Regions from separate parts of the Homo sapiens genome. Here region 1 is linked to region 2. A link is an interaction called in ENCODE POLR2A ChIA-PET data of the cell type or tissue named here. Cell type or tissue: PC-3. All regions are shown on one strand.

Region 1 (5,000 bases), 480 kb after region 2:
AGACATCAACAAACTTACAAAACAGATTGTATGAAATCTTTTATGCCTCCTTTTTCATAAATGTTTGGCTTTTAAAAAGCAAACATGTAGCAGAATTTGATCTGAGATTTGCTTTAACTAAAACCTGGTAGCCAGGCTGCAGGGAGTTCTAATCTGCTCCCAACAACACCCACCACAGAGACCCTAAGAGCTGGGCATGACCAATAGTTTGCCTTTTATCGGTTTACATGAGATTCAGACCAATTAAGGGGTTTCTGTGTTTAGAAAAAGCTTGGCAAGAAGGAATTTATATGGTTCCTTTTGAGTTTCCATGAGTCTCCTGCTGACTCTCTTTGAGGGAGTTCATGCTCTGCCTTGCACAAGGATCTCCTGTAAAGACATCAGAATACAATCACCCTTTGGGTCAAATGGCCTTCAAATGATATCCACATGGAGCTCCAGGAAATCAGCCCTTGGGGACTGACTTCAAGATGGATCCTTCCTGATCCATGTTCTACACAGTGATAAACAGCCAGGTTCCAGATCCTGCAAACATTTGCCTAATGTGCAGGAGGCAATGTCATTTACGTTTTCTCATTTATTCTTCAAAGAAGCCCTGTGAGATAGTTATTATTGTCTTTATTTTGCAGATGAGGAAACTGAAGGCTGAGTAAAAGATTTGTCCAGGGACTCACACTAGTAAAAGACAGAGTTAAGACTCAAGACAGGTCTTCCAGGCTCACTTCCCACAGCAGCAGTTTCTACATCTGACACTGATGGTTTTGTCGACAAGCCTCTTTCTTCCCTGTTGCTTCCTGACAACGACTTACACTATTCCAAGAGTGCTCACAGTCAAAAGAAACCCAGACTAAGCAAGACTGTATTCAGACTGAAGGACATTCCTTAAAGCCACAGGAAGGTGTTTAAAATCCAGAGTCCAGAATAGGGAAGTCCACGGGGTTCCTCACTCTTCGATAGGACAGCTGGGAAGCCCAGGAGAATGGCATTAGTGTGGACTGATGGTTGAGGCCCAAGAGCTCCAGCTCTGAAGCTGATGTGAGGCCTGCCCCATGCCAGCTTATAGCTCACACTTCAACCAATCAATCACACTCCATGTGATTGTTCTTCAGGGAGACAGTAAAATCTCAGATATGCTTTATTCTGGATGAAATGTTGGGCCACAAGTCTGGAAGACTGTCATCTTGTCACAGTTTAGCCGGTGGCTCCATCCTGGGCACTCACCCCCTATCAGCCTTGAGCACTTTGGCAGGAGATGCACAAATATTTAGAGCAGTGTAGAGGACTGGCTTTCCCCAACAGAGGAGGCCTCCAACCACGGTGTCAGCGATTGCAGGCCTTACAGTTCTATGGCTGGGCGTGCTGGTGGCTGCAGTTTAATAAGGGGATAGACTTGGCCATTTACAAAATGTGTCTCTAGGATTCTGTACATCATTGACTCCTGCCCCGAGTGACCAAAGATGATCCCTGCTCCCCATAGGCTTACTGCCAAGCACAGGACAGCAGGCAGGAACGATTACTGCCTTCTCGCATTACTCGTGGTAAATCTGGTACCTCTGGGTGCAAGGAGCTGAGGACAAAGAACTTCAAGCACTCAGGAATAGGAGAGGTTGCTTCTGGCTGGGCAGGTCGGGGAGGTAGCCAGGGGACCCTGGGGTGGGTGTTGAAAATTATCCTGGGAAAGAGTCCCCGAGGATTCCCCTTGAAATGCCTAAGCAGTCATCTTCACTTCAGCCAAGCCCAGGCAGTGAGGCAAAACCATTTCTCTTATTTTGCTTTCTCCCATGGTCAAAGCCTGAAAATGCAGGGGTCATTCTCAAGTGGCCCTTGCTATGGAGCTGAGGACCCTGAGTAGCAGAGGCTGATGTACCAGAGACATGTATAGCCTCACAGGTGGCAGGGACCGGAGAGAGCCAAATGCTTATGCCCAAAGGCTACAGTAAGAAACATTGACTGTGACTGTTCCTTCAGTCCAAAGTTAACACTGATCAGCAGGTACCTGAGGTCTGAAAGCCATTTTATTAACCCAGACACAGTTTAGGTATGAGGCATGTGAGGTGTAAGAAGTGTGCTTACGATTTTTAAAGACTCCCTTGAGGAGTCCAGGAGGCTTGGCTAACAGGAATTCCTTCTGAATTGCATGGGAGTCAGCATTTACCTGCAATTCCAGATCTTCCCCACTAGAGTGCAGCAGTGCACAGCCAGCTCTGACTTCAGAAATCACTTTAATTTGGAATTCATTTATTAATAGAAATCTGTATACTTGTCTTTACAAGAAAAAGAAAAGGCATGGGCTGAGGCACACGTACCATAAAGACAAAATCCAGAAGTATATTACTTTAGGAACCAAAGTTATGTAACCCTTTTAAGCCTCCGTGAATCTGAGCTTGCAGGGGTTTGTGAGAAAGAAAGCAGAGCTTCTCAATTTTTCATGCTCATACAAGTCACCTGGACATCTTGTTAAATGCAGATTCTGATTTGGGAAGTGAGGGCTGAGAATCTGTGTTTCTAACATGCTCCGGGTGATGCTGCTAGTCCGTGAACCCCACAGACTTTCAGGAGCAAGTGATCAGAGCACTGTCTTATCCAGGGTCTTCACACATGCTGTTGCCTCCCACAAGGAGGGTCCCCACTTTGTGGCACAGAGTAAAAGTTTATTAAGCAATATCAAATGTATATTATGTCCCTCAAGGTGCAGACATGCACTGTCTGAGGAAAGCCCAAGCAGAAGGCAAATCCAGGATTGGCAGAGCCAGACCAAAACCTTTCTATATGTTCCCCTTGGGGAAAAAGAGGAGGAAATTGCACTTTTTATGAACGAGTTTAGCCTGGCTTCCTTTTGATTCCACACTCATTATGTACTACCTGTAGTATTTAATATAGTTAATGTAATGTTGATCATGAATAAAGCAGAGGGAGTTTTAGAAGGCTTGACCTTCAGGGTTAACCTATGGTGGTGGGACAATTGTTGGTGACATTGGATCCTTCTCTTACTCAGGCCTTCAAACCAATGGCTCCTCTGGGGTGACTTCGGTCAAGGTGAGACTGGTTTTGTCCTCTCTGTCCTCAGGTTTGACCAGGGGCTCTTCATGCTGCCCACAGGATGCGTGTAGAGTGCTCCATCTGGCCTCCAGGTTCTATGGCTCCTCCCTCTCCTCGATCCCCTGGACTTTCATTGGACTCTTCATACCTGGGAACCAGGTGGAGCAGTCTGCATGCAACCTATGGGGTAGTGTGAAGAGCACTTGTCTTTGGAGCCAAGAAGCCTGGAGATAACGGGAGACCATGCCACCAGGTGGCTAGCATTTGGCAGTTGGAGATGCCCTCTATTGACATCACCTGGGTGCTTGTTTAAAATGTGGCTTTATGGGACTCATTGAATTAAGACCCCTGGAAGTGGATTAGAGAGCCCCCCATCCCACCTTTTTTTGTGAGACAGTCTCACTCTGTTGCCCAGGCTGGAGTGCAATGGTGCAATCTCAGCTCACTGCAACCTCTCCCTCCCAGGTTCAAGCAATTCTCCTGCCTCAGCCTCCCAAGTAGCTGGGATTACAGGTACCCACCACAACGCCCGGCTAATTTTTTGTATTTTTAGTAGAGACAGGGTTTCGCCATGTTGGTCAGGCTGGCCTCGAACTCCTGCCCTCAGGTGATCCACCCGCCTTGGCCTCCCAAAGTGCTGGGATTACAGGCATGAGCCACCACACCCAGCCTAGATAGCCCTTTTGCATACTGAATTTTGAGACTTGCTTCTCAGCAGGAAGCCAGGGATCCCTTTGGGAGAGCATGAATGGCAAAGAGGTACCTGCCTTTGGCTCTGGAAGTGATGGGCAACTTTCCCATGAGCAAGGAACCCTGGAGCACTTGTATTTTTGCCCCAGTGGCAAGAACACCTGCTCTGTAAGGACTCCACTGAGTCCCAGCTAAGGGGCTTGTTTCTTTCCCTGGTGGGGTGAAGGGAGCAGCTTTTCCTCCTTAAAATGCCATACCCATTTCATTGGTGCTGCTGCCTTTCCTGGACCTTTAAGATGAGGCAAGAGATAACGGTCTTAAACATGCTACACACCTTGAAAATACGGAGGACTCTGTACAAATAGCACCCTGTAAACCAAAAATAAAATATAAGGCCCCCCAACTGACTCAATGGACCTCTCCTCTCAGCCAAGGGGATTCCAAAGTAAACCTGAAAAACTAGTTTAGGCCATGATGGGAAGGGGGGCAGTGGTTAGATACGCTTCATTATACTCTCCTGCCTTTGGAATTCAGGAACAACTGACCAGCATTAAATTAAAACAAAGATCTTAAGATTAACGAAACAGACTCTTGGTAGCAATAAGTTACCAAATTCCAACCTGACTCTAGCATAACATCACATGACAGATAGCAGGCCCTGAAAAAAATCAAAGTATTTTCCCTTTAAATGTATTTCTTGGACATATTTTGAAACGGCACTGCAAAGCTGTCTCTTGGGGAAATTTACATTCTCCCCTTTCCAGGTCTTTTTCTGATCCTGGAGAGATTAGCTGAGAGTCTAGCATCTTTGAAAAGTCTGAGTAGGAAGCATTTGCCATCTATTGCCTCTAAGGGCAGCTACCTATAGGACTTTACAGAATAAGAACTTTGGTCTCCACAACCCTTTATCTTAACCGAGACACTCCTTTCTATTGATTCCAGGTCTTTAGATAATAACTTAATTCTCTCGACCAATTGCCAATCAGGAACTCTTTGAATCTACCTGTGACCTGTAAGCCCCTGCTCCAAGTTGTCCTGTCTTTCCAGACCGAACCAACGTACACCTTACATGTATTGAATGATGTCTGCCTATAACTTCTCTTTCCCTAAAATGTAGGAAATCAAGCTAGAACCCTACCACCTTGGGCACATGTTCTTAGGACCTCCTGGAGCTGTATGTCACGGGTCATGGTCCTCACATTTCGCTCAGAATAATTCCCTTCAAATTATTTTACAGAGTTTGGCTTTTTCAACAACAACTTGAACCAGCA
Region 2 (5,000 bases):
CTTAGCATGATTTCTTTGACAGCTGTTGATGGAGAGCTCTGTGAGGACGAGGAGCGCTCTCATTGTTGCCTCCTCCACAGGGTTTTGCAAGTTGTAGGTGCTCAAATCCCCGATGGGAAATGAGAACCTTAGCATACAAAAAAAAAAAAAAAAAAAAAAAACCTCCTTTCTTCACTAGGACCCTGTATGCAAAGCAGTTCCGAAGAGCACTGATAGGAAAAACTGAATTCACTGCATGATGACAACAGAGCTGGGATTCAAAATCAGCTCCTAAGCAGTAATCTGGAGCAAAGTCATTGTCTAGTCTGTGGACATGATCAAGATGCATACAAAATTCAATTTTCTTTCATATTTTGTAGCTTGAAGGTGCCTTATATTGATTTCTGTTTTTTGCTTTGCTTTGTTTTGTTTTGTTTTATTTTGTTTTGAGATGGAGTCTCACTCTGTTGCCCAGGCTGGAGTGCGATGGTGCGATCTCAGCTCACTGCAACCTCTGCCTCCCTGTTTTGAGCGATTCTCCCGCCTCAGCCTCCCGAGTAGCTAGGATTACAGGCACCCACCATCACACACGGCTAATTTTTGTAGAGATGGGGTTTCACCACGTTGGCCAGGCTGGTCTCAAACTCCTGACCTCGGGTGATCTGCATGCCTTGGCCTCCCAAAGTGCTGGGGTTGCAGGCGTGAGCCACTGCACCCGGCTGATTTCTGTTTACTGAGTCCCTGATAAAACTGCTTTGCTTGCTTTCTCAAGAGGGAAGGTGGCTGCCCCACAGCAGCAGGTCCTGCAGCCATGCTGACTTGGCAAAAGCATTCCTCTCAGTGCTTTAATATTTACCTGCCGTGGATGATGATACAGCTGCCGGTCACAATATCTTTTCAGTGCTACATTTCCCTCCATTTTTCCAGGCCCACATCTGGTCTTAGCCCATCTTGAAGTTGTCTATGAGGTAGAATTTGTTCCACTTGTGAACTGAGCCTATTTTGAAACTCAAAAGGTGCTTCCTAATTTGCAGTTGTATATTAGATTCACACATCTCAGATTGAAATTCGCACAATGTGTTTTGCATTACTCACACTTAATAGTAATTTCTTTTGGCTATTGCCCTCAGGCTGTATGAGAAAAAAATAGATTTGAGCTTTTTATTTTGACTGTGTTCACAGACTGTAAATCTAATTAGTTCTCTGGGATTTTTTCTCTTAAAGTCACAGGCACATTGCTCTCTGGACAAAGACTGATAAACAGGGGCAGGTTTAGGTAAGACTAACCATGTTCGTCTTACCTAAATTGTCCTGGCATTTCACTTGGAAAATTCATCTCTTTTTCCTGCCCTAATTTGCTGCATCAGGTTGATGTGTGTTGCCGGTAGATATGGTACCCACCTGTGAAATGGTGAGGAAAATTATGTCCAGATTAGGTAATGCTTTCAGATTCCTCTATTACAGATTATTGACTCCAGTGTTTCTCAGACTGAGCTAGAGAGTTCATTTGTTCTGGGAGAAATTTTTAAATGACTTGTGTTTTGATTCAGAGCAGCAACCACAAGAAATATGAACACAGTCTGGCCCATGGCGATGACCTCTCCGAATTGAGATTCAAGGTCACATGACTTGGCTCCAGGGATAGGACCAAAGTCTGCAACTTAGAGGATTCAGTAATTAAGGAGTGGCCTGGGTTTTCCAGATGATGAGTCCAGAGTCCTCCTTTGGCCGATTGAATTCTAACTGGAGATATGGTGAATGAGGGGCATGGCCATGACAACTGTGTCATGCCAGCCCCAAATTCCTGTGGGAAGCAGCTGGCACTACATATTTGGATAGTTGTGTATCATTGGTGTCCATGGTTCTTTTGAAATGGCAAGGCTTCTGCTGCCAGGAGCTCTCATTCTGAGGGTGTGTGTCGGTCAAGCCATCCCTGTCATTCTTTGTATCACATATGCCCAGTGAAGGGTGATGAGTCAGCCAGCTTCCTCTAAGTAAGACTGAGCTAATCAAATAACCCCAAGATCCCAGTGGTTTGAATGAAAAAGGTATTTCTTGTTCACATACATATGTCACCTGCAGTTCTGCTATGGCTGTGATTTTGCTCTGCGCATCATCTCATTTTGAGAACCAGGATGTCTTCAGTAATCTCTATTCTGGTGGCATAGGAAAAAGAGCAAGAGGGCTCAGCAACATTCAGGGGCTCTAAGACTTCTCTTCGATGTGCCATATGTCACTTCTGCTCGGGTTCCATTGGCCAAAACAAGTCATACAGCCAAACTTCCTGTCATTAGAACCAGGAAATGTTACTCTCTTTGCAAGGCTTCCCATGGCAGTGGGTGATGTGCCATCCTCTACCAGGGAGGGAGACTGTGTGGTTGAGAACAATAACACGCTCTACTCTGGGGCATCCGGCTCCTGTGCACCTCACAGCCAGCCAATTGCCCACCACTCTGGTTGACTGGGCTATTCAGTTTGAATTCCTGTTTTTCATTTACATTTTTTCTTATTTGGGAGTTTCAGAATTGGAAAGTCGGAAAGCTTTAGGGTTGGGTGGACATTTAGAGATCTTATCTAGTGCTCTGGCTTTTCTTTTTTCTTTTCCTTTTTTTTTTTTTTTTTTTTTTTTGAGACAGAGTCTGGCTCTGTTGCCCAGGCTGGAGCGCAATAGTGTAATCTCTGCTCACTGCAACCTCCGCCTCCCAGGTTCAAGCAATTCTCCTGCCTCAACCTCTCGAGTAGCTGAAATTACAGGCACCCACCACCACACCCGGTTCATTTTTGTATTTTTAGTAGAGGCAGGGTTTCACCACGTTGGCCAGGCTGGTCTCAAACTCCTGACATCACGTGATCTGCCGGCCTCAGCCTCCCAAAGTGTTGGGATTACAGGCGTGAGCCACCACCCCTGGCCTGCTCTGGCTTCTCTAGTAGGGGAACTGAGGCCTAGTGAGGTGATTGGCTCCAGATCACACAACAGGACTTCACTGCAGTACTTTCTTCATAACATCAGCTTGGGAAAATAAAATGTTAGAGAAGAATTGCTACTTTCCCAATTGGAAAATAAAATGCTCAATTGTTCCTGATATCTTACCCCTTTCTGGGAGAGAAATAAAACACAACCTGAGTGGTCAGTTTCAGAAGGAAAACTTGCTCACATTTTCCCTAAGTGATGGGTGTTAGGAAAGCAATCTGATTAAACTTTATTATGCATTTTGAGATTCTAGCATTTTATGTATCCTACGTACATAAGTCATTTTGACTTCCCCAATCTTTTCTCTCTCTGGCTGCAATTTCTAACTATCTCTATGTACAAAATCTATACACATAATGGTTTTCAACCAGGGGGATTATTAGAACAACTTGGGGAGCTTTAAAAAATACACATGCTTGGCCGGAAGCGGTGGCTCACGCCTCTAATCCCAGCACTTTGGGAGGCCAAGGTGGGCAGATCGCAAGGTCAGGAAATCGAGACCATCCTGGCTAACAGGGTGAAACCCTGTCTCTACTAAAAAAAAAAATACAAAAAATTAGCCGGGTATGGTGGCACGCTCCTGTAGTCCCAGCTACTCGGGAGGCTGAGGCAGGAGAATCACTTGAACCCAGGAGGCAGAGGTTGCAGTGAGCCAAGATTGTGCCACTGCACTCCAGCCTGGGCAACACAGTGAAACTCCGTCTTAAAAAAATGGCCGGGCGCCGTAGCTCACGCCTGTAATCCCAGCACTTTGGGAGGCTGAGGCGGGTGGATCATGAGGTCAGGAGATTGAGACCATCCTGGCTAACACGGTGAAACCCCGTCTCTACTAAAAATACAAAAAACTTAGCCAGGCGTGGTGGCCGGCGCCTGTAGTCCCAGCTACTCGGGAGGCTGAGGCAGGAGAATGGCGTGAACCCGGGAGGCGGAGCTTGCAATGAGCCGAGATTGTGGCACTGCACTCCAGCCTGGGCAACAGAGCGAGACTCCGTCTCAAAAAAAAAAAAAAATATATATATATATATATACACACACACACACACACGCTTAAACCCCTTAAACCCCTTTCCTTGAGATCGATCTGGTAGGTTTGGGGGCATCTGAAGTTTTGAAGATCTTCCTGGGTGATTTGAATCGACATCCCTGGCAAAGAACTCTTGCATAGGAAAGCCTGCTTTGTTGCTTGCCTTAATAGATGGAGGTACTTACTTTTCATGTTAGTTTCTTAATAATACTAGAATCGGTTTCCCAGGAGCTAATTCTTTAGTTTATTTTCTCTTAAATTGAACAAGTATTCTTAGATTCTGTGATCCCTGCCCAAATTTCTAGCTTGTAAATTCAGCCACTTCCAGGGATTGGAAACACTTGGACAAAGATACACTATAATCCTTGGAATTTCTTGGTTTAAAAAAGGGGAGAAGTTACCCCTAAACCTGGCCCTAATTCCCTCCCCTGTGTCCCATCTTCCTTCTTTTCAGACCTCTTTTTATTCAAGTCTACCCCAGGGATTTTTGTCTGTGTAGGGAAATTATTTCAATTTTTGTGAATGTCTCATTCCTATTTAATTTCCATGTAGCACTACCATGACAGTGCATATCATTAAAATGTATTAATTACTTTGCTGTACATTTTATTTAATTTCTAATGCTGAACTCCGTGTGTTGCCCTGATACCATGTCTGTCTGCCCACAAATTAAGAAAACAAATGGGGACAGTTGTCTGCTAACATATTATTTGTGTTTGACAGTTTGGCACCATGCAATAAAGCCCAAGCGTAAACAAAAATTCTGAGTTTGCTGGCATGGCCAGAGCCAGGTAGTTGGGTAGTCTCACTTCACATTTTGATTTCAAATCAATTTCCATCTTCCCAGCCCTTTACCAGAATAGGAGTATGTGTTTCTTTGGGGACAGAAGAAAGCTCTTTGCCAAGGCACTTGGTAACACCTCCAGTGATGTCTTTGTGGACAGGTAGAGAAATGCAACTTAGATGATAGGTGGGTTCTTGACTGGTTGAATGATGGCATCAAAGGATATTAGTTAATGGACCTAT

The links. ChIA-PET counts read pairs that join two places held together with the same protein. Peaks named below come from ENCODE experiments on the same cell type or tissue, not always from the same donor. Only the 100,000 strongest peaks of a DNase experiment are listed, where the experiment ranks them.
Region 1: POLR2A ChIA-PET joins it to region 2 with 23 read pairs; 1 of 35 experiments calls an interaction of 5 or more read pairs at or near these places.

The regions. Positions count from the first base shown.
Region 1 is chr13:29,711,210-29,716,209 of GRCh38, reverse strand. No RefSeq gene overlaps it. Among named protein-coding and RNA genes, the nearest start is that of SLC7A1, 120 kb to the right of the region's middle. In PC-3, a CTCF peak has its summit at 2,184; a DNase peak (open chromatin) is centred at 2,159; H3K27me3 peaks cover 2,463 bases.
Region 2 is chr13:30,188,616-30,193,615 of GRCh38, reverse strand. No RefSeq gene overlaps it. Among named protein-coding and RNA genes, the nearest start is that of LINC00385, 37 kb to the right of the region's middle. In PC-3, no CTCF peak of the experiment used is centred here; a DNase peak (open chromatin) is centred at 1,955.